Linked DNA regions of Mus musculus: all the other regions are linked to region 4. The links are chromatin loops, found by intact Hi-C in ENCODE. Cell type or tissue: heart. All regions are shown on one strand. Region 1 has its middle 40 kb from the start of Gm32564. Region 2 has its middle 50 kb from the start of Slc38a2. Region 3 overlaps Gm33253 (a long non-coding RNA gene). Region 4 holds the start of Slc38a2 (solute carrier family 38, member 2). Region 5 has its middle 5.2 kb from the start of Gm32564. Region 6 has its middle 20 kb from the start of Gm32564.

The links. A loop is a pair of places that touch in the nucleus more often than their neighbours do. Peaks named below come from ENCODE experiments on the same cell type or tissue, not always from the same donor. Only the 100,000 strongest peaks of a DNase experiment are listed, where the experiment ranks them.
Region 1: it touches region 4 in a loop (2.4-fold over the local background); 3 of 42 quality-filtered maps call a loop at or near these places.
Region 2: a loop joins it to region 4, with 3 times the contacts of the local background. A loop is called at or near these places in 6 of 42 quality-filtered maps.
Region 3: a loop joins it to region 4, with 2.3 times the contacts of the local background. A loop is called at or near these places in 4 of 42 quality-filtered maps.
Region 5: a loop joins it to region 4, with 2.2 times the contacts of the local background. A loop is called at or near these places in 3 of 42 quality-filtered maps.
Region 6: it touches region 4 in a loop (2.6-fold over the local background); 2 of 42 quality-filtered maps call a loop at or near these places.

The regions. Positions count from the first base shown.
Region 1 is chr15:96,776,695-96,780,694 of GRCm38, reverse strand. No RefSeq gene overlaps it. Among named protein-coding and RNA genes, the nearest start is that of Gm32564, 40 kb to the left of the region's middle. In heart, no CTCF peak of the experiment used is centred here; a DNase peak (open chromatin) is centred at 1,864; H3K27ac peaks cover 1,798 bases.
Region 2 is chr15:96,747,596-96,751,595 of GRCm38, reverse strand. No RefSeq gene overlaps it. Among named protein-coding and RNA genes, the nearest start is that of Slc38a2, 50 kb to the right of the region's middle. In heart, no CTCF peak of the experiment used is centred here; DNase peaks (open chromatin) are centred at 165 and 2,325; H3K27ac peaks cover 3,418 bases.
Region 3 is chr15:97,185,998-97,189,997 of GRCm38, reverse strand. It overlaps Gm33253 (a long non-coding RNA gene), which reads right to left. Exons shown (of 4, transcript XR_003951518.1): 3 at 1,634-1,890. Gm33205 (a long non-coding RNA gene) reads left to right here. Exons shown (of 4, transcript XR_875636.1): 4 at 2,180-2,583. Among named protein-coding and RNA genes, the nearest start is that of Gm33253, 5.0 kb to the right of the region's middle. In heart, CTCF peaks have their summits at 1,985 (motif pointing right) and 3,720; no DNase peak of the experiment used is centred here; H3K27ac peaks cover 247 bases.
Region 4 is chr15:96,698,570-96,702,569 of GRCm38, reverse strand. It overlaps Slc38a2 (solute carrier family 38, member 2), which reads left to right and starts at 2,842. Exons shown (of 16, transcript NM_175121.4): 1 at 2,842-3,162; 2 at 3,753-3,955. The coding sequence starts at 3,840. In heart, a CTCF peak has its summit at 2,222; DNase peaks (open chromatin) are centred at 2,279, 2,819, 3,549 and 3,659; H3K4me3 peaks cover 2,638 bases; H3K27ac peaks cover 2,618 bases.
Region 5 is chr15:96,811,533-96,815,532 of GRCm38, reverse strand. No RefSeq gene overlaps it. Among named protein-coding and RNA genes, the nearest start is that of Gm32564, 5.2 kb to the left of the region's middle. In heart, no CTCF peak of the experiment used is centred here; a DNase peak (open chromatin) is centred at 1,882.
Region 6 is chr15:96,797,035-96,801,034 of GRCm38, reverse strand. No RefSeq gene overlaps it. Among named protein-coding and RNA genes, the nearest start is that of Gm32564, 20 kb to the left of the region's middle. In heart, no CTCF peak of the experiment used is centred here; a DNase peak (open chromatin) is centred at 1,544; H3K27ac peaks cover 668 bases.

The DNA of each region.
Region 1 (4,000 bases), 78 kb before region 4:
CAGGTACACCGTCCCTGATATTCCAGTCATGGTCCAGCCCTGGGACCCTTAAGGTGTGTGCAAGCCTTCCAGGTGCAAAACAGATCTCAAACTTCATCCTCCCAATGCCAGAACATCCTTCTGCCCCCAGGAGGCTGGAAACACATCCAAAAAATCAACAAATAGGCCTAAAATAAATCTAATCCTAAAGCAAAAACAGTCTTCTATCGGTTTCCTTTAGCTGATACAGAAAATAACGATTAGAAGTTTGTGCTTTTTGTACATAAAAACTTTTGCATAATTTGTTAATGTTATAAACATCAGCAGTTCGCACCTTTTGGCTTTGTTAAGTTTACTACTGCTGTGATGACTACCATGACCAAACCCAAGTTGGGGTTCAGGGTTTACTCAGCTTACATGTCCACTTCCTAGTCCTTCGCTGAAGGAAGTCAGGGCAAGCACTCGAGCAGGGCAGGAACCTGGGGGGCAGGAGCTGAAGCCTCGGAGGAGTGATTTCTTACTTGTTGGCTCCTTATGGCTTGCTCAGCCTGCTTTCTTATAGACCCCAGGACGACCAGCCCAGGGATGGTACCACCCACCATGGGTGGATCACTAATTAAGAAAATTCCCTACAGGCTAATCATATGGAGACATTTTCTCAAATGAGACTCCCTCCTCTGTGATAGCTAGCTTGTGTTAAGTTGACACAAAACTAAACAGCACACCATGTCTCCAAATCTCAACTTATTCTAACGCTTAATATATATGTCTTTATATTTTATCTGTAAGATAGGGCTTCTTTGGTCCATAAGAGGTTTTATAAATATATTCAATCAAAGATCAAAAGGGATCTCCCTGTCCTTTTTAATTACTCTGCTAAAACACGAGGGATTACAAGCCAGTCACTCAACCTGACGTGACATCCTCTGTCAAGCATCCTGCATGTCATAGAGACTTGCCTCTACCATCTACAAGGAGCAAAAGAAATTATCTGGGCTGAAGTGTGGGAACAAACTCTTGGCAAACTTAGAAATACTTTTCATGTTGTCTTAACCTGGCTGATGATTGCTTTAGAACAAGTATCCCACTGTGGCTGGACACTTGATCTGCAGGATTCCTTAAAAGAAAGGAGCGGGTGGCAAGAATGTATCAAACGCTCCACAAAGATACAAAACGTTCTGGACGTGGCCTAGCTCTCAAGGCGCTGTCAGACTAGGTAGGTCACTTAAGTGCTTCTAAAAATATGGGACAGGGTAACTTTCCTGGCCTTGCTTTCGTTAGACACTAGACCAATTAATAGACAAGAAATAGTCGTCATCAAAGTTTGCTTTGAGAAAAATTGCAATATTTGCTCAGTTTTTATTGTGTGATGCTTTTGCATGGAGTCTTCCATTCAATTTCTTTTCCTAAATTCAGTGCTAAACTGCACACCAAGGTTTGTATTTGTATTTTTTTTGAAACATTATGTATAATAGAACCATTTTCTAAATCAGGCGTTATGAGCCTTCATATTTGTTTGTTTTCCTTTGTAGTTGTAAATTTACAGTGTGTTTCTGCTAATGCTCTCAAGTATCCTAGTCTCCCCCCCCCCCGCCCCGTCCCCCACTCCACCCACACAACCCCTTTCCTAGTATGTTGACCTTACTAAATGCAAGAATATCTCTTGGAAGCTGCTTACGTCCAATAGCACTTTCTAGAATTCCACGTATCATTTGTTAAACATGCTCTTACATTCTTCTCTGCCAAAGGCTAATAGTTACAGATATAGCATTGAACAACACAGACAGTCCTGTCTCCACAGAAATGACTGCCAAAATAGATTTGGACAGGAACCCAGGGGCGCCAAACGGGAGAGCAATAGAGAATCCGGCTGTGGCCAAAGCCGAGACTTCGGCAAAAGGGGAGGCTCATCCTAGAAGCAAGAACCAGCGCGATACACAAGCTTGAGTTCTGGGCATGCGCAGTTCGCACTGGAGTTCTGAAGCACCTGGGCCTGCCTGCTCCTGTGAATGCCTGAGCATGGTGGGTGCTCATCATGCAGGGGCAATCTAATGTATTCCTTGAATAGCATCAGTAGACATAAGCCATTGCGGTCTTAAGCTTTCTATGCAGATCTGGGGGATTTTGTTTTGTTTTTCACTTAATTCTGTGCAGCGTGTGTATCTAGACAGCCAAGCCTAGCCTTAGCTCTCTGGCCCTGACCTCCACGTCTTGTACCCCAGCATGCAGATAAGCACACTGTACCCTACTTCCTGCTAGAAGCACCCCCTACTTTGATGTGGAGAGTCAGGGGAAGTGTTTCAGTTCTCGCAGTTACTAAACCGTGCAAGGGGAAATTGGTGTAAGCACACCAAAATGCTAAGTGCACCCTGGCCTGGTTGCACAGAACTCCGGCTCCGGGCAGCCATCAGGAGCGCTGTCAAGACTGTAATGCACAGGGCTCCATGTTGGAACTCTCAACCCCAGAGGCCAAGGGACCATGGAGGAAAGGTGTTTAAAGAGTGCCACCTCGTAATGAGGAGGATGAAGGGTCAGACTCCACTGTTGAAGACAAATCTTTCCACCAAGATCCGCTGCAACAAAGATGATCCAGCCCATGCCGCTGTCAAAAGGCGCGAACAGCAAATCCCTTTAAATCTACCAATCTTAGTTAGCTTTCTCTGGGGGTGTGAGTGGATACAGACCCCCAGTGAAGCCGACCTCTGCTTCTCACCCCTTATGCCATCAGGTGGACAGAATTCCAATGGGGTGAGAAGCAGAGGTCGGCTTCACCGGCAGCAAAGGATGAAGTAAGCAGAGACTAAGAAAAACATCGTTTCTGTTCTTTCTTTGTAATTCGTGGAAACCGGGAAGATCAGTAGAGCCACAGAAGACTGGCTACCACCGTGTCATTTCCATTAGTCTTTGTGTGTCAGAGTGAAGGGAAGAAGAACATCACTGTCACACTGAAAGAAAGTGGCCCATTTGTTCAACATGGCTGTCACGTCCCTCCTGACTTCTCAAGGTGGTCATAGAGTAAGCTAATTTCCATTTGGTGGTATGGAACTTTAGTCCGAGTGTCTTTGTTTTGAGCCTTGCTAGAGGCTATTTGGGGTCAGCACAGAAACATAATGGGGGGGGGGGGACTTCCTATTGTGTTTATGGAACAGTGTCCTAGAAAAGTAAATTATAAGCCAAGGAAAGAAGGACATTTTAACCCTGAAGTACAAGAAAAATTGCCACAGGACCAGCAAGACAAGTCAGAAAGTAAAGGACACTAAGGCTGGTGACCTGAAGTCAACCCTCTGGAGCCCGCATGGCAGAAGGAAGACCCATCATCACAAGTTGTCCTCTAACTTCTGCATGTGCCCTATGCTGTACAGGCCTCCCTCATCCAGTAGATCGATAAGGAAACATATTTAAAATATTTTAAATTAAAAAAAAAATCCATTGCTTCAAAGAATAGAACGGCCATTGTTGTTATGCTTATGAACTTATAGTGTAGTTTTAAAATCAGTGTTTCTTTTCTGCCTTTTCTTCTCTGAAGGCATGAAAAAAAAAAAACCCACTCATTGTACTAATTAAACCCTACCTGAAGATCTGGTTCATACTGGTTTCTATTCTTTGTAGGGGACAGGCCGAGAATAGAGTATTAGAACTACTAACAAAGAGGGAGTGGGGAATGAATTATTAACAGAAACAACAATTCAAGCGAGAAACTATCAGAAGAAATTGTGCCTGAGTTTGAAAAGTAATGACTTCTATAAGAATAAAGGGAAGCGACTCTTGTCCCTCTGGCTGAGGAAGAAGGAAGCGCCCAGAGAGGAACCACCCTACACCCTGTTGCTGAAGGGATTAGAGAGATACAAGCACCTTCAAGTCACCCAAGACGTGAGAAATTAAAAGCATAGCAGGCTGCACTTGTCATCGGATGATATTTTTAGGAGAGCTTAGTTTGCAAGCTAGAATTACAGAACAGAAAGATGCAGTCAATTAAAAGTATTTAAAGATGAGTTTCTGGCACGGGAGAGGATGGGCAGGA
Region 2 (4,000 bases), 49 kb before region 4:
TTTGAAGAACTGGCCCAGAACTTCTCCTCAGACCCAGCTCAAATGGCTTCCTCTTGCTCCGATAGCCAAAGTGAGTTACGTGACCAATGTGTGACCAAGCCTGTCATTAGCAGTGTCCCTCCACACAGGGCACTATCTATAGATAGCACAGCGACAGGCCGTGCTACAGGGATGATGGCATGAAAACGGTATGCCACAGGTGACACACGCTCTGCTTTTTCTCATTGGCAGGTGGGGTTTCTCTCCCGTTGCCAGCAAACATACTAATAATAACTTGCCTTTTGCCACTGATGTACTATTCCTTTTAGGGGCGCAGGCTGCAGAAGGAGGTTGTATTTATCACCCCCCAAAACTTCCCAGAAACTGCCCATCTGTGTGGGAAAAGCAAAAAATAAACAACCATCCCCATGACCCTTTCTGATGTCCTTGGTCCCCCCAAAGACTACCAGGACCACACCAAGACGATTTAAATACATTCTCTTGGACTGTAATTAGGTTATAACAATGTTTCAAAAGAAACAAATAGCATTGGTGCCCAGGCTGGCTTCCCACTGTGGTAGCTACACTTTAAAAAAAATGATTTATTTATACCTGGGCAGTGGTGGCGCACACCTTTAATCCCAGCACTTGGGAGGCAGAGGCAGGTGGATTTCTGAGTTCGAGGCCAGTCTGTTCTACAGAGTGAGTTCCAGGACAGCCAGGGCTACACAGAGAAACCCTGTCTCAAAAAACAACAACAAAAAAGATTTATTTATTTATTTATTTATTTATTTATTTATTTATTTATTTAATGTATATGAGTACACTGTAGCTGTACAGATGGCTGTAAGTCTTCATGTGGTTGTTGGGAATTGAATTTTTAGGACCTCTGCTCGCTCTGGTCAACTCTGCTCTCTCAGTCCCTGCTTGCTCTGGTCCAAAGATTTATTTATCGCAAGATTTATTTATTTAACCTCAAGTTTTATAAGTGTATATAAGTACACTGTAGCTGGCTTCAGACACACCAGAAGATGGCGTCAGATCTCATTACAGATGGTTGTAAGCCACCACGTGATTGCTAGAATTTGAACTCAGGACCTTCAGAAGAGCAGTCAGTGCTCTTACCCACTGGGCCATCTTGCTAGCATCCAAAACCTCTTTTAAAAAAAAAAAAAAAGATTTTTAAAATTAATTTATTTTTTACACTCCATATTCCATTCCCCACACCCCACCCTGGGGGACTGCACTTTTAAGTAGAAGGATCTTCGGTTTGAAGTGCCCATATTAGCTGTGATATTTTAAAAGTCTTCATAATCTTTGAGTGAATGAACATCTTCAGTTACTGGGCCCCACAAACTACATGGCCAGCCTAACTAGGAATAGATTATTCCTCTCTGGAACACTTCCCCTGACACCTCTAGTGATGCCGGGCACCTCTCTGTTGTGCCCTCATTTGACCTCGTGACTCTGACCATGGACACCTCCAGGCTGGAATTTATCTCTATACTCTCTTCCTCTAGTTCATAGGTTCCTTGAAAGCAGAAGAAAAGAGTAGGTTATCGCTGTATTTCCTGTAGCAGATCAGTAAATGATTATCTAGTGCTGGGCAGGACCTTCATAAAGTTTCCAGACCTGTAACATTGTTTTTTAACGTTGCAGAAGACAAACTGCTAAACCAGGCGTAGTACAAGCGCCTATAATCCCAGAGTTTGGAGGGGGAGGCAGGAGGATCAAGAGTTCACAGTCAGTCCTGAGCTTATGGGAACCTGTTGAGAGAGAGACAGAGACAAATAGAAAGACAGACTGACTGACTGATAGAGACAGAGAATACCAGCCAAAGCTCAACTACACTAAAGTGTTCTTCCCAGAGCCCTGTGGCAGATGTTACCCAGTAAACAGACTGGGTGGTGACTGGTGGAGCAAAGTCCTCTTCACACACCTTCAGACCACTGTGGCTGTCCCCAGAGGGGCACGGGTAGGAGCTGCAATCTCAGGTCACTGGATCTGTCCCCAGGCTCACAGCTCTCCTCTCATGGAGTATAGAAAACCGTACCCTAGCCGTTCCTTGATTTTAATACTTGAAGGTTCCATGCTCTGCCAGAAGCACAGGAGAGACAAACACAAATTAGCGTGTTCCAAAAGAGAAACCAGAAATTTACACATCATGCATTATTCAGATCCCACACGGGCATTAATGCCTCTATTTTCAACTAATCACGTCGTTCTGATGCACAGCGAGTAGTAAATACAGAATAAATTCCAACACGCCATAAAAGGACCTGCAGCTCCGTGTGCTCTTATCTCTGAATGAAAATAAACCAGGAGTTTGTGGCACATGCTCTGAGAAGAATGCCGGGCAGCTAACCAGAAACAAACGGGGAGGAATTACTACAGTGTCAGCACTGCTCAGATGGCTGTAGGCGGCATGATTGCACACACACACACACACACACACACACACACAGAGAGAGGCTTGGGGCCTCAATGCTCCTGAGTTCAAATTCTGACTGTTATATTTGCTAACAGTGTCCATTGTTTGAGGTACTTATGAAAACGTCTCTGAGTCTGTTCCCTCCTACGTTAGCAGCAGGTGGTGACGCTGACCACCTCACAGGCTTCTTGAAGGTGAGGAGAGCATACCCGTGCACAGCAACACAGCTCAGAGCCCAGGAAGCCCAGGCCACAGCTTCTGAGCCTTCTCCGTGGTTCTAGTGGCCAGATTCCCAGAGAACTCTGCATTTATTCCTCTCTCTCACATCCCACTCTCTTCTTCCTCAGACCCAGCAGATTAATCTCTAATTAACAAAGACATTAATCCCAAGCCACAGTGGCTAATAAAATATCTTCGCAGAGAAATGCCCAGAACCTGTGGGTTTCTTTACTAACAGAGAGAAGTCTGTGTACTTTAGAACTAAGTGGCTATATGCAAAGTATGCGCTAGCTGCTATCACTGAGTCATCAAAAGAAGGCAAGTGAATAAAGAGAGGCCTTGCTTTGCCCTACTGGGAGAACAACAAATGGCGCCCAAAGAGGCACCTGAGCGAATGATCTTCTTAGACTTGTCCCAAAGGAATTATTCTCTGTGACATTGTCTCTCCCTGTTAGCCTTAATGGTCCTCACAAATACTATTTGGTATAATAAAACAAAAAACAACTCTGTAGTAAAGGCATTTAAAAAATCCTCAAATACATATACCAAATATTTTTCACGTAATCTAGGTAGTAAAAAAAAAAAAAAAAAAACCTTAAAAGCAACAATTACCAGCAACCGCCTTGACCAAAGCAACCAGGTAGTTCCCCAAACCTTGACCTGATGTAAAATTGTGTAGATAAACAATGGAATGTCAGTATCTTAGCAACACTGCAAACCAAGTTTAAGTGTTATGAACAAGCATCCACTGAGTGACCACGCTACTACGTGGGCATGAGCTGCCACGGTGATGTCAGGCCCAACACTAAATGTTTCAGCCAAACATGGTGTTACTCAGCTCTAGAGAGTCCCAAGCCTGAAGACCTGAGACTCCCATTAGCATGGGAGAGGCAGAAAGATCAGTTCAACCTCAGAAGACAGGGCTTGACTTCCAGTGTCAAGCCTTTGCTCAGTCAGGCAGGCTCAGCCATCATTTCATCTCAGAAGCCCTAAATTCTCTAAAGCAGTTAAAATGAAATAAGAAAATCCTTTGTTTATCTCAGGAGTTCCGGGTGTGGGGATGAAACCGTGAGACATGATTTTATTGAACGTTGCAGAAATAAGAAACAAAAATAAACTTGAAGTCCTATGTCACATTCAAATGCTACAGTACAGGGGCAGGGGGTGTGGCTCCATGGCACGGTGCTTGCCCGGCACTGGAAATGAGTAAATAAATGAGCTAGCTATATTAAGGTCCTTAATCTGAGGTCCACAGATGGAGTGTTTGCCATGTCCAATACTACATGCAAAAATACACGCGTCTATTTGAGGATGTTTTTCTGGATGGAAAGGTCAGAGCTTTCGTTAGTTTCTCGCTACGTCCCTCCCACC
Region 3 (4,000 bases), 490 kb before region 4:
GGATGGGCTTAGTCCAGAGACAATCCATCCCTGGCCCCAGGGTTGGCGTCTGCTTGGCCAGGGAGGAAGAGACTTGAGCAGCTGGCTACTTGCAAGGATTTGATCTTCAGAATACTTTCAACAAACTCTACCCAATTATTCTCTGGTTGCAATGTATCAATGCATTCTGGGCTATTTATGATCTTTTAAGCCAGTGGCTTAGCATGGTGCTGAGCTAGTATGTAGCTTAGAAAAGCATGCAGTACAAATGAACACACTTTATAAATTGTACATGATAACAACAGAGAACTTTATCCTTGAGGTCTCAACCTTCAAACTTGGGCCATTGTATGGCACAGCGCTCGTGTCAGGTAAAATTACTAACCTGATATCTTGGTCTAACGGACATTGGTAACGGACATTGGTTAAAACTGCTGTACGGTAATGCATGTTATAAGACATTCTGGATGTTGGTCATTGGGAGGAAACCTGAAGGAGTAAATATGCCCGAATGGTGATATCTACATCCTTTAAAAACCCTGGCAAAGCATGTATCTACCTCAGCATTTAAAGATCATGTTTCCCCAGTGATTGTAAGCCTGGCTTCTGCCACATCAGCAGGTCAGCCATTACTGACCCAATCGATAGCATGTCCAGGTTAACTGCTGTGGATGCTCTGCCCACCTGATGGCTTCATTGCTGCAACTAGGAAAAGTCCGCTTGGCTCCCCGGCTCCTGAGTGCGTGTCATTGAGAATCACACACAGTGTGTGCATCCGGTACATGGCTTTAAGGTACTTTCGGCCACATCTGTGAACAGGGCCTTCGGAATCAGACACTTAGGTCTTACTCAGGAGTGGGTCTTACTTAACTCCAGACACTTCACTTGTCAAAGGCTCTCTGCCAGTTTGCTGACAAGATCAAAGGGGGCAAAGCATCAGAGTGTTTCCCCTCCCCCATATTAAGAATGTGAGTGACAGGTTCTGGTCTCCCTTTCTCAGCGTCTACTTAAAGGCAAGTCTCCTGCAACAATTGCATACGTGACAATGGTTCCTTCATAATCATGATTGCAACATCTGTCATGGTAAGAGTGACACAGTGTCTGCTCTGTGTCTGGGCGAGCATGCGGCCACCCATTCTTATGCCCGTTCTCCATATTATCTTTACATGGCCGCTGCGCACGATTTTGTGGTTTTGTCCTCGCATACAGCCGCTGTGCCTTCCCTCATACACTGTCTGTGAAAGACCACGGAGCTGCGGAAGGAAGCCCCTCCCCCTTTACGTAGCGATGGAAAAGCAGGGCTCTGAAGGCCAGTCTATAACTAAGCAGCACAAATGGCTCTCATTTATCTCTGTCTTTATTGAGTATTCAGTACTAAACGTCAATATATAGGAGCGTGTGAAAATAGGTATAGATCCGCAAAGGGTCAATTAAAGTGACAAACGCACCGTCCTTCACACCCTGCTCCTTGACAAATACAAGATCATCACTTTTAACTTTAACTTTAAGCAAGCAGAAAGCTCAGAGACACACCTTGGTTCTTTAGCATAGAGCATATCTATTTAAAGAGTAGATCTGTGGGGACCTAAAAGTATCCTTTCAGATCAAGAATAAAGCTAACTATAATTTACGTGTAGTGTCAAACACATTTTACCGTATTTAGGCTTTAGGTAAACTGCTGGTGTGCAGGTGATTTGTGCCTTCTGTATGATCACCCAACGAATACGTTGACTTGTTCTGATCTTTCATTCTTCAATTATATTGACTAAGTAAGGATTTCTGTGGCTCGCTGGTAAATTTTTGGATGATTCCACATTTTGCCATTGTCTGTGTTATACAACAGTCTGATCCCCATGTCCTTCCAAAGAGAGCTCATTGGATCGTTGAAAGCCTCTTCTACCCCAACAAAGCCTAAGGAAAAAATAAAAAATAAAAAAAATAAAAAAAATAAAAAATTAAATCATGCAACATACCCACTAGATGGCGCACTAACAACAGTGATTCTCCAGCATGGGGGGACCAAAAATCAAATTTTTGAAATCTACAGAAAATTAAAACAGTAGATAGAGTGAATGTACTATTATGTTGTTTTTAAATTATTTTTTTAAATGTGGCTTATGCGTACAAGTGTGTGTGTATGTGTGTTTTTATGTGTTCTAAACTCAGAAGTTCTTCCTGTTTGCTCCACAAACATTTTAAGGACGAAGCCCCTACATCTCTATTACGGAGCAAGTGCAAGTGTCGGAAGGTTGACTGTGGAGCCTGCAAGATTATGGCTCAGAAGGAGAAGGCACTCATCTCCAAACCGGACAACCCGAATTCAATGCTCAGAACCCACAAGCCAGAAGGAGGGAAGCAACCTTGCAAGTTGTCCTCTGACTTGCACACGTGCGCTATATCACACACACACACACACACACACACACACACACACACACACACACACACTAAATAAAAGAATTAAAGACTAAAGTTGACTGCAGATGTGAATTTCTATGAAGCAAATTTCCTTTTCCCGTTGATCCCTATTATAAAGTCAAAGATTCCTCCCCGCTTGGCCCCCTAAAAATAGGGAATGTTGATCAAGATGTAATAAATTGTCATGGAGAACAGTGACAAATCTTTTGTATTGACTTATTTGAAAGGAAATTGTATTTTTTTTGACATGTTAAAAAAGGTGTCAAAATGTCACCCTCGAGTGCTGTGTGGTGAAGATTAATTTATGGTTGGTGCAATGTCATACAGGCCTAGAGAAGTAAATGACATTTTCTCTGCACTGAATAGATGGGTGATAATCACTGAGTTGCCGACTGTTGTGCCAAAATGAGTCCCAGCAGTCATGGCGGCAGGGGTGGGGTAGGGGGTGGGGTGAGGGATCAGGGGGTGTGCCGGGGAATTTAGAGACAGATGGTAAGGGTCAGAAGAAAGGAGAAGAATCAAGAACTTCACAGGCAGGAATGAACATGGATGGCAGTCCACCATCCCCAGCAATGTTCTGAAAGTCCACCACAGCAGTCGCACACTGACTGACGGGAACTGGAAAGGCTGTGAGGGTTTCATGAAGAGTCCTTAGTGACGCCACGGCTCCTTTTTAAAATCATGAATTTCCTTATTAGGAAGGCACGTGGGACTGATGCTTCTTTCAAGGTCTAATTCATGGCTAACTCAAAGTAAAATTCTTAACTAGTAGGCACGAATCTTCCTCTAATAGCTACCTGCCTTTGTCTACCTATTTTCCTCTCCCAGAGACGTGATTTCTAACTACGACAAGCCTGCTCGCTGTCCTGGGTGTGGTTCATTTCTTTCTCCCTTTGTACTTTGCTATAGCAAAGATGGCAGACTGTCTTTCTGACAACACACACAAATCTCAACCTGTTTTTCTAAGCCCAGCCCTCCCTTACAACCAGATGGGGCTCTGAGTAATTCTTGTCAGTGGAATGTGACTTGAAGTAATGGCACGCTCTCTGGGCTTTCGCCCTTTGCAGCTGCAGGGGCATCCTGGATGATCTTAGAGGCCCCATAGAGAAAGTCCTAGAGACTCCCACTTTAGAGTTTCAAATGACAGTATGGGTAAGGGTCTTCCTCCATCTCCACCCCTCTTTTGCCATGCAGCCAGAAAGCCTTGTTTTGGATTTTATGTGAGTGAGAAATGAACTTTTATTTTGCTAAGACCTGGGCTTCAGTTTGCCTCCAGTTTCAGACCAATCATCTGCACCCCACATCCCAAGGAACTGGCTGGGCACCAGGAGGAGCTCGCGGCTTTTGATAGGGTTGAAGGAAGGCAGCGGGCAAGCGAGGTTAAAGGGGGACTCCATGTGAGGCTGACACAACCCATAAACCCGTGAGGGAACGGGTTAGGTTTCATAAACGAAGTTTGATACAAAAGATTTTTTTCAAAGCTTTGTGTGAAGAGCTTTTGGGGCTGCCTTCTAGGAATTTGGCAGGAATTTTGACATCGGGATAGCACAAGGAAGTAGGCTCAAGATGAATCCTGCTGAGGTCTATGTCCTTTTATCTGGAT
Region 4 (4,000 bases):
TGCAAGTACATTTTACATCACAACCCCAAACGCAGCCTATTTAGTCGACACACAAGCTTCACAGCAAAGTGCTTAGTACTGCTAAGGGTGGGACGCTGCTTTCTCCCCCTTATATCCTACTCATTAAAGAAGAATGTTAAGCTGGTAGGTGCCCACTGAGTCTCAACCACATGATCTCTCTTTTGCAGTTTGAAAAATGCAGACACGTCAGCTTTGCCACATTTGGGGATACAGTTGTGTCTCCTGCCTTCTAGACACAGGACAACAGCAATAACCCAGTGGAGGTCTCAGTGGGAAAACTCTTGTGTTAGAATTTTTTTAAAAAGATTTATTTTTAGGTGTATTGGAGTTTTGCCTGTGTGTACGTCTGTGCACCGGGTGTGTGCTGTGGCCACGGCCACAGAAGACAGAAGACGGCTTTCGATTCACCCCCCACCCCCCAGATGGAGTTAAATATGGCAGTGTTAGAGTTCCAGTGTATAAATCGCTACACAAACCAGGCCGCTTTAGAAGGACGTGCCATTAATAGAGTAAGTGTGTCTGGGATAGAGTTGTGTCTCCCTGTTCACCAGGTTAGGGCACAGTAGTGAGCTGCCATGTTGCTGCTGAGAACTGAACCTGAGGCCTCTGGAAGAGCAGCCAGCGCTCTTACCCACTGAGTCATCTCTCCAGGCCTAGTAACGCGCATTTTCGATTCACTACTGGGAAGAATCAAAGTGGTGATAGAAAAATCACCTTTTTGCTTTGCATTGTTATTGTCACGTACTATTCAGTTTCTGACCATCCGGAAATTCAGATAAAGATTACAAGCCTCCAAATCTATTCCTCTCCCCTCCCCTCTCCCTTTCCCTCCCCTCTCCCCTCTCCCTCTCCTCTCCCTCTCCCTCCCCTCTCCCTCCCTCTCCCCTCTCCCTCTCCCTCTCCCTCTCCCTCTCCCTCTCCCTCTCCCTCTCCCTCTCCCTCTCCCTCTCCCTCTCCCTCTCCCTCTCCCTCTCCCTCTCCCTCTCCCTCCTCTCCTCTCCTCTCCCTTCCCCTCAGTCCTTCTCTCCCTCCCCACCTCTCTCCTTAACTATCCTGCAGTATGAACCATGGAAAAAGTCCAAAGGACAATAGGTCTAATTGTATTCCAAATTGCAGCCATAACCAATAACCTACAGAACTTCCTGAATACCTCTAACAGGGCAAGAGATTTACCTAGAATGAAAAAGTGGTTTAAGATCTTTTGAGTTTTATCAGTTGAAACCTGATAGAAAGGAATTTCCCAGGATTCCTGAGTCCACCACCAAGCGTTTCCTGACAGGAGTTTATCCGATGTTACTAGGGTGTGCAGTTGGGAGGGGGGCGGGGTAAGGTAATCAAGACTTTTTTAGCTACGATTATATGTCAGATTCCTAACCTCCCCTCTGAGGAGAGTTCGGTCTCCATGGGGAGACTGTCGATACAAGACTACAAACAAATTCGAACAATCTGAGGACTGTGCAAGACAGCACAGGTTTATGAAGTCCGGACACCACATGGTTTAGAAAACAGAACTGCAAAAGTAGGACTGAGGAGGGGAGCATTAATTATAGGCAAGCCGAAAAAAGGCGTTCCTGGCTCCTTAGGTCTAGAGTGACCACCGCCCTTGAGAGGGGCGAGGGGACGTGCAGCATTCATTCTAAGGCTATTGTTTAAGTATGGCTGACCGGACCAGAGGTTTAGGATGAAGAACACAGTGTGTAAAGGGGAAATAGGGTCCTGCCCTGTCAATCATGAACACTGACACGGGCTGAAGGTACCCCAAGACTTTCGTGCCACGGAAATAGGCAGTGTTGCAGATTTCCTCAGGAAAACATTGAAGGCAAAAAAGTGTGATCACACCCAACCCTTTCCTCTATGCCCAGCCCAATCTCTCCCACGTCCCCCAAAGGAAGAGAGCACCAGGTCAAACTCGTTTGTTTATTCTTTCATTCAACCAGCATTTCGCTCTCCTCGGGGGTCTTTGTTCAACCGAAAGGGAAGGGCCCTCGCCATTCCGGCAGCACCGAATATTCTCGTCTAGGGGTCCCCCTGAGCCGCCCGGCTCTGCAAGACCAAAAGCACCACCGAGGGATCTGGGCTGTAGAGAAAGCTCCAGGCCTACATTCCAACGAGGGCGCTCTCGCTGGAAGCCCGGGGAGACGCTAGCACCAGGGGTGGGGTGGTAGCAGGAGGGAAAGTGTCCACCAAGAGGGAACAGGGCGCCCCTGGGCGGCCTCGGAAGAACCCAGCCCGAGGTTCTTTTATTAAAGGTGTGTCTGGCTTGCTGGTCAAACGCAAACCCTCCCTAGTACGCTGTGGCACGTGCAACCCAAAAGTCTATGCCGACACGCAACTGCGAGCCGCCTCTCATTCACCACCAGGCTAGCACTGGAGAGTGAAAGCACATCTAGGTGGAAAGATCGAGAACACAAACCGGCCCTCTGGGCAGCGTGGCAGCGCCCGCCCAAGTTCTGCGGGAGAAAAAAAAAAAAAAAAACCCTTCACGTAAATCAAATCTTAAGTCACGGGCTGGGAATGGTTATGGGGGGGGGGGCTGGGAGGGTAGGGTACTGCACACTCGCCGGCTGCGTCCCCGAAACGCAGCGTTGGAGACCGGGCTGGGAGGGAATCTAAGGGATCCGGCTCCGTAATTACAGCAGCCGCGGGTGGCGGCCACCCACGGGGCTGCAGTGCCCCGAGCCGCGGGGAAGCGGGGTGCGGCTGGCCCCCCGATTCGGGGTGCGGGGCAACCGGGAGGGAGGCGGAGCCCAGGTGCTGTTGATACACAAAGGCGAACGCCCGCGCCCCGCCCACTGACGCGGCGCCCCGCCGCTATAACTCGCGCTCGGGAAGCTGCTCCACACCGCGCCACGCCGTCGCCCGCGCCGCTACCCCTCAATCTCCGCCGGAGGATCGTGATCGCCATTCCCCGCTCTTTTTTTTCATTTTTCTTTAATAATTAAAGAGGAAAAAAAAATCCACCTCTTCTGCCTGTTGTTGGATTACGGGGAAATTTTAAAAATTTTTTATTAAAAAAAATAAAAGAAAAGGACTCCGTCACTGTTACATTTTTTCCCTCGTTTTACAATTCTGGTGTGTGACCGAGACAGCCCACGGGAGACGCTGCCGTGAGGTGGGCCAGCTCGCAGGGAGAGCACCGAGGTGAGGCGGGGGAGGGGCGGCGGCGGGGACGCGGGCGGCGCCGGCGGCGGGAGCGGGGGCTTGCGGCCACCCGGCCACAGCCTCCCGTTAGGGGGAAGGGGGAATCGCGCACGGGCCGCTCGGCTGCTTGCAATCGGGTCTTGTGCCTCGAAAATAATCGTCCGGTCCGGGCGTGGGGCAAGGCGAACCGCGCGAGGGCTTGACAATCAATCGCCCCTCGGTATTGCATCAGTTCCTCCCGGGGTAGAGGAGGGGCGGGTGACCGGGTACCCGGGGCAGTCCCCGGCTTGCCGGAGGCTAGGCTCGGCGTGCGCCCTGTAAACAAGCCCCGGCTGGGGCAGGGGGACCGGGCTCAGCGCCGGGGCGGCTGGAGGGGCGCCTCGGCGGGCGCATCTTTGTTCTCGCGGCCCCGCCGTCGGTACTTTTCCGCCCCTCGCCGCGCCCCCGCCCCTCGCTCGCCTGGTACTTTTCCACTCGCCTGGCGGGGGATGAATCAGCCGCGCTGCGCCGCTCGGCGGCGTCACGTGGTACGGGGGGGGGGCGGGCGGGCGCGCGCCGCAGTCCTGACGCGCCGCCTTCTACCTTCGCAGGCAGCCTCGAGGGCCAGTGCGCCGCCAAGGACAAAAGGAAGCCCGCGCCGCGAGCGAGCCGCACACCGTCCGTCCCTCCCGAGCAGCATGAAGAAGACCGAAATGGGAAGGTTCAACATCTCCCCGGATGAGGACAGCAGCAGTTACAGCTCCAACAGTGACTTCAACTACTCATACCCCACCAAGCAGGCTGCTCTGAAAAGGTGGGAAAAAGAAATGTGCTTTGCAAATTAAAAAAAAAAAGCCAG
Region 5 (4,000 bases), 110 kb before region 4:
TCATGGTGGGGAAGCCTCGTAGCAAGTGGGAGGCAAGACATCAGAAACAGGAAGATGGGAGCTCATATCCTCAACCACAAGCTCAAAGGAGAGAGAGCAAACTGGAATTAGGTGGGTCTTAGTTAGGGTTTTACTGCTGTGAACAGGCACCATGACCAAGGCAAGTCTTGGAAGGACAACATTTAATTGGGGCTGGCTTACAGGTTCAGAGGTTCAGTCCACTATCATCAAGGCAGGAGCATGGCAGCATCCAGACAGGCATGGTGCAGACAGAGCTGAGAGTTCTACATCTTCACCTGAAGGCTGGTATGAAGAGACTGACTTCCAGGAAGCTAGGGTGAGGGTCTTATAGCCCACGCCCACAGTGACACGCCTACTCCAACAGGCCAGCCACTCCCTGGGCCAAGCATATACAAACTATCACAAGGTGAGGCTTTAAGCTCTCAAATCCTGCAAGGCCATGCCTCCTAAACCTTCTCAGACAATGCCACCAATTAGTGTCGAAGTACTCAAATGTAAGAGCCTATGGTGGGCATTCTCTTTTAAACCACATGGAGCGTAGCAGTTTGAGAATCTCTGGGGACAACCATGGGAGGCAATCCATTAGACTCTGAAGATAAACCAAAGCTTAAAAGGGGCAGTATAATAGTACATTCATTAGAATTAAACTAAAATTAAGTTAATTAATGAAATCAAACTTTCGTGTCACCCAGATTGAATAGCCTTGGGTGAGGTAGAGATGAACACTGAGCCTTCTAGTTTCAATATTTGAAAAGTGAAGATAGTAATTATTACACCACGGGACTCTGAAGAGTGAGACACATGTATAAGAAACTCTTGCAGTGTCTGACACAAGGCAACACCCAAAAAATCAACTCTCCTATCTCCCTCAGTCCACCACTGCAGGACAAACCAAGAGATCTTGTAAAAATGAACAAGACGTTTCCTTCACTCCCCCTTAAAACTGTCAATTGTCCATCACCATGACAAAAACAAAACAAAACAAAACAAAAAGAACCCCTCAGATAAACAAGTTAAAGGAAGCACTATTTGAGCTCATAATTTCAACTTGTTTAACCCATGGAAGCCCTTGATGACTCTCGTTTCATCTATCCCAAACATCTCCTATCCTGTTATTGATATTTTACTATAGAACATTACTTCTATGAATATATGTAACATATATCTTTCCATGATGTCACCTGTCCCACGTCTGCACTCTTGTCATGTGCTTGTCTTATTTCCTACTCCTTACTGTTTGATACATAGTAGGTCTCCATAATAGTTGTTGAAAAAAATAAATGAATATTCATGAAAGCATTATGGATCCTTAAGTGTACCATGTACATTTCTTCCCCAGTAAGACAAAACACTTTGATTCAAAGTGTAACACCATTGTGTTGGCTGACTGTAACCCGGATGTTACACAGAGGTAAGGCCGTTAACCTCCTGAACTCTATTGTCTGTCTCATTAAGAAAGAACCAACAATTGCCACCCTCTTGGTGAAGATAGAGGTAGCAAAGAATAAAGGAAATGAATTCTGGCAAGTGTCTGGAATTTTACAAATGAAAGGCACTCTGTTTAACTATTCAACCCATCATAAAGATGACAGGCATAGGCTAAAGTGGCCTAATCAGAACCCCTGAAGTCACGTCAAACCACTGGACAATGACGACATCAATTCACCAGAATTTCCACCAAATACAATGGCAGTGTAAATGGCAGGATCACAATTCAGGGTGGTAGTTCCTGAAGTAAGATTAAAAACAAGGTCACTACCCAGATAGACTGGCAATTACAAAGAGAATGTAGAATCCATTGGAGCAGAAAATGACCCACCCATGCACTCGAAATCTCCAGGCTTCCTTCCTTCCACAGACACAGCCTTTTTGACACACAGGAAGCCACTCCTGGAGCACTCTGCCAGTGCCTTCTAGGAGACTTGTTCTACATTTTAAAAAAGCTTTATGAGGTTGACAGCCTGGTCTGGTATTTTCATTTCAAGCCTAGAACACAGGAGCTGGTCTTGTAAGTGCATGGATAGGGACTCAGCTCAGAAAAAAAAATATGGTTGTATACACCTTCTGTGAATGCTCTTGTTAGAACATAGTTCTCGAGCAAGCCTACATCTGGCATGGAAATTAATAAAATGGATTTTTCACTTAGGTACCCAAGGCTGTCTGTCTTTGTCACCTGAGAGCTGTGTAACCTCAGTGTGTTACCAGAGATTCTCAGTAACTTCCACTTTTAATTTCCAAAACGAAGATAATAACACCTGCCTTTAAAGCAGTGGTTCTCAACCTTCCGAGTGCTGTAACCCTGTAATACAGCTCCTCATGTTGTGGTGACTCCAACCATAAAATTATTTCCTTGCTACTTCATAACTGTAATTTTGCTACTGTTACGAATCATAATGTAAACATTTGATATCCAGGATGGTCTTATACTCCCTCCAAACATCATGTGTCCTCCACGGATCTTACCTTACTATGGGTTTTGCCTTAGCACATGGGTTTGTCTCAGCAAAACTCCACAAGAGTCTGCATCAGCTGACACCACTCTGCCAATCATCCAGAGTCTGCAGAAGTGGTAAGAAGCTACAGCACACTACCAGAAGTTTTCTGTTGCATTTCTTTCTACGGAATCCCGACAAATTGAGCTCAACTATGCAATATAAGGCAGACCAATACATGTGTGTTGTTATCCAGGAATCCTTCGTCACGTGTCCTTTCATGCGCTTGCTTTAGCAGAACATCCTTTCACCTGTGTCTGCTTCAGTGAAACATTCCTTCATGAGTCTACCTTTGTAAAAACATCCTTTTATCCGTGTTTCTTTGGGAACTTCATGTGTTTGCCCCAGCAAAACAACATCTTACACAGCTGACTTTCCAAAGAACCCTTAAGTTTCCACTTCACATTACAGTGTACTATAGTGGGTGGTATGATGGGGAAAGTTGAGAGCACCCACAAGGCTACTGGAAGGGACAAGCATATGTCAGCCGGTGGCAAAGGTCATGGGTGGAGATATACTGTATACTAAGGATGCAATATGAAAGTGGAAGAGGATGGGAACAAAAGAAATCCTATATAGAAGGAACGTTATTTGCAGGTGCCCAACAAGTACAAAGCAAGAAATTCTCATGTTTTGAAAAACAGAGCTATCAGGAACACTGTGTGTTTTTTAATTCAAAAGGGTGACATAATTGAATTCCTATTTTTCAGTGATTGATATGGTTATAGTATGAAAACTAGATTAGGTAAGATGCTACTTTGAATCCATGACTTAAGGACAGACATATTCTAGAGAGATTTAGGAAGGACAATAACAAGACTTAGCAATCAACAGGAAGGGAAGAATGAAAAGGCGGGGCGATGGACAATAGTAGGTTTAATGGCAATGGCACCGAGACAGGACACACAGAGGAGAACAACTTTTGAAGACTCAGTATGTCATGAGTTTGGGATGCCTCTGGGGCTGTCTGGTGGAGCATCTAGCAGTAAGGTGATGAATTGAGCCCTGACATTCCTTTTCCCCATGTTCATCATGATAGCCACTTTCTGTTAATATTAAATGTCCTGTAATCCAGCCACACAGGACTTGTTCATGTCTGATTATACAGCTTTGCTTTCACTGTTCTAATAGGAATCTCCGCCTATATAGCAGTATAGATAGCTAAATTCTGACACCAAATTAGACATGACCTCCATAAAGGGAGCCTCTCTTCCTAAAACATATTGGTTACTTTTCTGTTACTGTGATAAAAGACCATAATGAAAGGCAACTTATGGAAGAGAGAGTTTATTTAGGTTTATTGTTCCAGAAGATAAATGTCCACTGCATATCTAATACCAAGTGGACATCATTGAAACCATATACATATAAGTAACGTTCAGACTGAGCAGGCTGTATTTCTTAATTAATGATAATAATAATAATAATAATAATAATAATAATAATAATAATAATAATAATATGTGTGTGTGTGTGTGTGTGTGTGT
Region 6 (4,000 bases), 98 kb before region 4:
CTTTAACAGCTCCAAAGAGGCACTGTGCCATCCGTACGTAATTCTTTAAAACCCACATTTAAGCTGCAATGAGATCATCGTTCAACAATCTGATTGGCAAAGGTCAAAATCTTTTGAGGATTTGATTTTATTTAATTATATGTATAGGTGTGTGGCTCTGTGCTCACATGTGTACCTGTAACACATGGAGACCAGAAAAGGTCTGAATCTCCCCCCTCAGAGGCAGAGTTACAGGTAGGTGGGAGTGACCTGGAGAGGGTCTGAATGACCTTCGTCTGCAAGAGCTGATCCATCTCCAACCAAGACAATTTGACAATCATCACTGAACTTATTTGGGTCTGGAACTGACTCCCAGTGTTTATTTGGTGATACATTCTCACGGGTGACATGCAGCTTTGCTTGTAACAGCTAAGTATTGGAAACAAACTAAATGCCCTGGTGGAAGGCTAAGGCTGAGTTATGCCTTTAGACCTCCAGCATCTGGCAAGATTCAGAGAAGAATAGCATATTTAGATAGCATGCAGCCATCTGCATAATGGATTTGTAAATGCACAAATATGTATATATCCATATACTTGTGAGCATACAATATACTTAGAAATAAATAAATATATATGTGTGTGTGTGTGTGTGTGTGTATATATATATATATGTATATATGAGACTAATGGTTTGGAAAGAAATCAGATGCCTGGAAACAAGAGGAAGAAGAAGATTCTCTGGTCTATGTGGACATAATGAATTTTTAACAGCTAATAACAAACTCAAACTATCATCATTATCTAACAGACCAAATGAGAATAAACCAACTCCTATAAGCACAAAGCTGTCTCAATAGTATATGAAACATCAAGAAGACCATGTAAGCTCTGCAGACTTTTCTCTGAGCATAAACTGTAGCTAACCAATAATGCTTAATATTCTATTATGACAGAAACAACACCCTAGAATCATAGAGTCAAGGGTCGGAGAATAAAGGGTCATAGAACCAAGAGTCACAGAATTAAGGGTCATAGAATCAAGGGTCATGGTGCCCCTGCTTCCTGGAAAACAGAACAAAGCCATTCCTGCAGCAGACATACAAACCACAGTTGTATGACTGTGGCTTAGTTCCCATGTAAATTAAAAGGATCTGTTTGTTTCAGTGACTTGCAATAATAGCACCAGAAAAATTAAAACAAAGCAAAATTTCTCTAAATTGTCCTCCACCAAACCTGAGGAGCATTTCCTCTGTTCCCAGTCGAGAGAAAGCTACAACGGCCCCTGAGACAAACTTCAGACCAGTCAAAATCTCAGGCCTGAGACTGGTCTTAGAGCTTTGGGAAACTCTTTGTCTCCAGAGAGATCTGGCATGTTCTGTAGAGGCAAGGCCTAATGTGATTGCCAAGCAACCTAACAGTGAGACAGGACCACCGTTACTCGAGCTGCTTTGAGGAGCACGCCGGCCCTGCTGTCCAACAAAGCCGACTGCTCGGGAGGTGGGGAAGCAGTTTCATGTCTTACATTTCTCTCCTCCAGCGCTTTGAGCAACCACACTGGGCCGTGGATATTTATCCTGGCAGCTAGGTTCCCTATCTCCACCACCGAGGAAGCACTTCCCTGGGCTATAGACACTCAGCATGCTGACTCGTTATCCAAAAGGAAGTTCTGTTTGGTAAGAGGGGAGAGCATGCTCCTGAGCATGCGTGTAAACATGGTGTCAATCATTGTCAGAGGGACAAGAAGACAGTGCAGGACCTCGGATGCTGGATCCTGGGTAGAGGATGAGTCTGTTGGCTCCACACTGACTCAAATATCAAGATCTTTACATTTCCTAATAATTGTAATAAATTTTTCCTATTGTGCTACATCAGACACAATTTCTCTCTGTTTCATCGTATAGATCTGTAAGCCTGGAGGCTGGCGAGATGGCTCAGCAGGTAAGAGCACTGGCTGCTCTTCCGAAGGTCCTGAGTTAAATTCCCAGCAACCACATGATGTCTCACAACCACCCATGATGAGATCTGATGCCCTTTTCTGGTGCGTCTGAAGTTAGCTATAGTGTACTTAATTATAATAATAACTAAATCTTTGGGCCTGAGTGAACGGAGTTGACCAGAGCTAGCGAGTGAGCAGAGGTCCTAAAAATTCAATTCCCAACAATCACATGAAGGCTCACAACCATCTATACAGCTACAGTGTACTCACATACATAAAATAAATAAATCTTTTTTAAAAAGTTTTAAAACTGTAAGCCTGATTTACCTATGTTCGGGTTGTGCTATAATTCATATTTCTGTGCCTAACATTTTATCAGCCATGATGTGGAAAACCCATAAAATAAGCATATTTCAGAACTTAATAGACAAAAAATGAGAATGTAGGAATTGCATAGTTGGCCAGGCCTTATTGGCTCCTGCCATGGAGGCAGAAGTAGGCAGGTCAAGGCCAGCCTGGTCTACAGACTGAGTTCCAGGACAGCCAGGGCTACACAGAGAAACCCTGTCTTGAAAAAAAAAAGTGCATAGCTGTTGTTTGGGGGGGGGTCAGGTGGGGATCTGGTGATTTGTGGTTTAGCTCAGTGGTAGAGTGCTTGCTCAGCACAAAGCCCTGTATTTGATCCCTGGCACTTCATAATCTGGGTATAGTACTTCTGTAATCTGAACACTTAGGAGGTCAGAGCAAGGGGATATGGAAAGGGGTTGAAATCTGTCCTCAATGACCGGGTGGTTTCAAGACCTGTCTGGGATACATGAGACCCTGTGGAAGAAAGAGGGTGGGGAAAAGGTTTCTCTATGTAGCCCTGGCTATCCTGGAACTCAGTTTGTGGACTAGGCTCAGAGATCTGCTTGTCTCTGCCTCCCTAGTACTGGGATTAAAGGGTTATATTACCACACCCAGCTAAAGAGAGAGTTCAGCTTTTTTGTCTGTTTGGTTTTAGAGACAGGGTTTCTCTGTGTGGCCCTGACTGTCCTGAAACTAGCTCTGCTGACCAGGCTGGCCTTGAACTCACAAAGATTCATCTGCCTCTGCCTCCCAAGTGCTGACATTGAAGGTGTGCACCACCACCACCAAGCTGAAATTGTAGCTTTATCTATCACAAAATTATAGCTGCAAACTTCTCTATTCAACTTACCCACAAATGTATTCATAGAATTTTGTCTGAATTTGATTGTATATTTCCTTCCTTTTCTGTCATAAAAAACTAAAATAAAACTATCTTTGGACGCCTCCCAAATATGATGGTTTTTTTTTCCTTTTGCCTGGGCATACAGCCAATAAAGATTAAGCTGGAGAGTAACACAGTTGGGGATGGGGGTTGGGAAGCAGTGTTTTAACCCTTTGAATGCCACTCTCTTTCTCGGCAAACCAAGAATGATGTAAGGGCCCGGGTGACTTGAGAATAGAATCTGTGCGTCTAAAGATATTTTTACACAGTGTGGGAGACTCTGACAGACACCCAGGTTGGAAGACCTCTAAATTCAGTGATTCCTAGTGTCATTGTTGACTCTGACAACTGTTGATCCTTAAAGATGGCCTCTCTAGATACACAGGTGACTTTATGTAAGGACAAAGCTACAACAATAGGCAACTTTGTGAGGGGGTTGGGCTTTTGTATAGCTTCTTCTTCTTCTAGCCCTCCTCTTAAGAACATCATACATAACATAATATAATATCCATGACCTCAAAAACAGAGAGGCTGGCCTGGTCTCTTATTCAAGATGCGAAACTCAGAATCCCGAGGCTCAAATAACTTCTATTTTAAATTTAACCCAAGACAGCAATCCCCTTTGAACCCCATAACCTATTTTTCTTGCTTGCACAACCAGATGGCCTCATGTTACCAGCCATTGGTTCTTCAGTCATGGTCTTCTGCCTTGTCTCCATGGAGAAGTCATTGTGTGTGCACTTGGTTATTCTTCGTCAATTGACTGGCTGGCTCTGGAAAAGGAGGCTTCTAGTCTCCACCTCTGACTTTTGGATGCCAGTTAGACGTCATCATCTTTCCTGACAGCAGAAC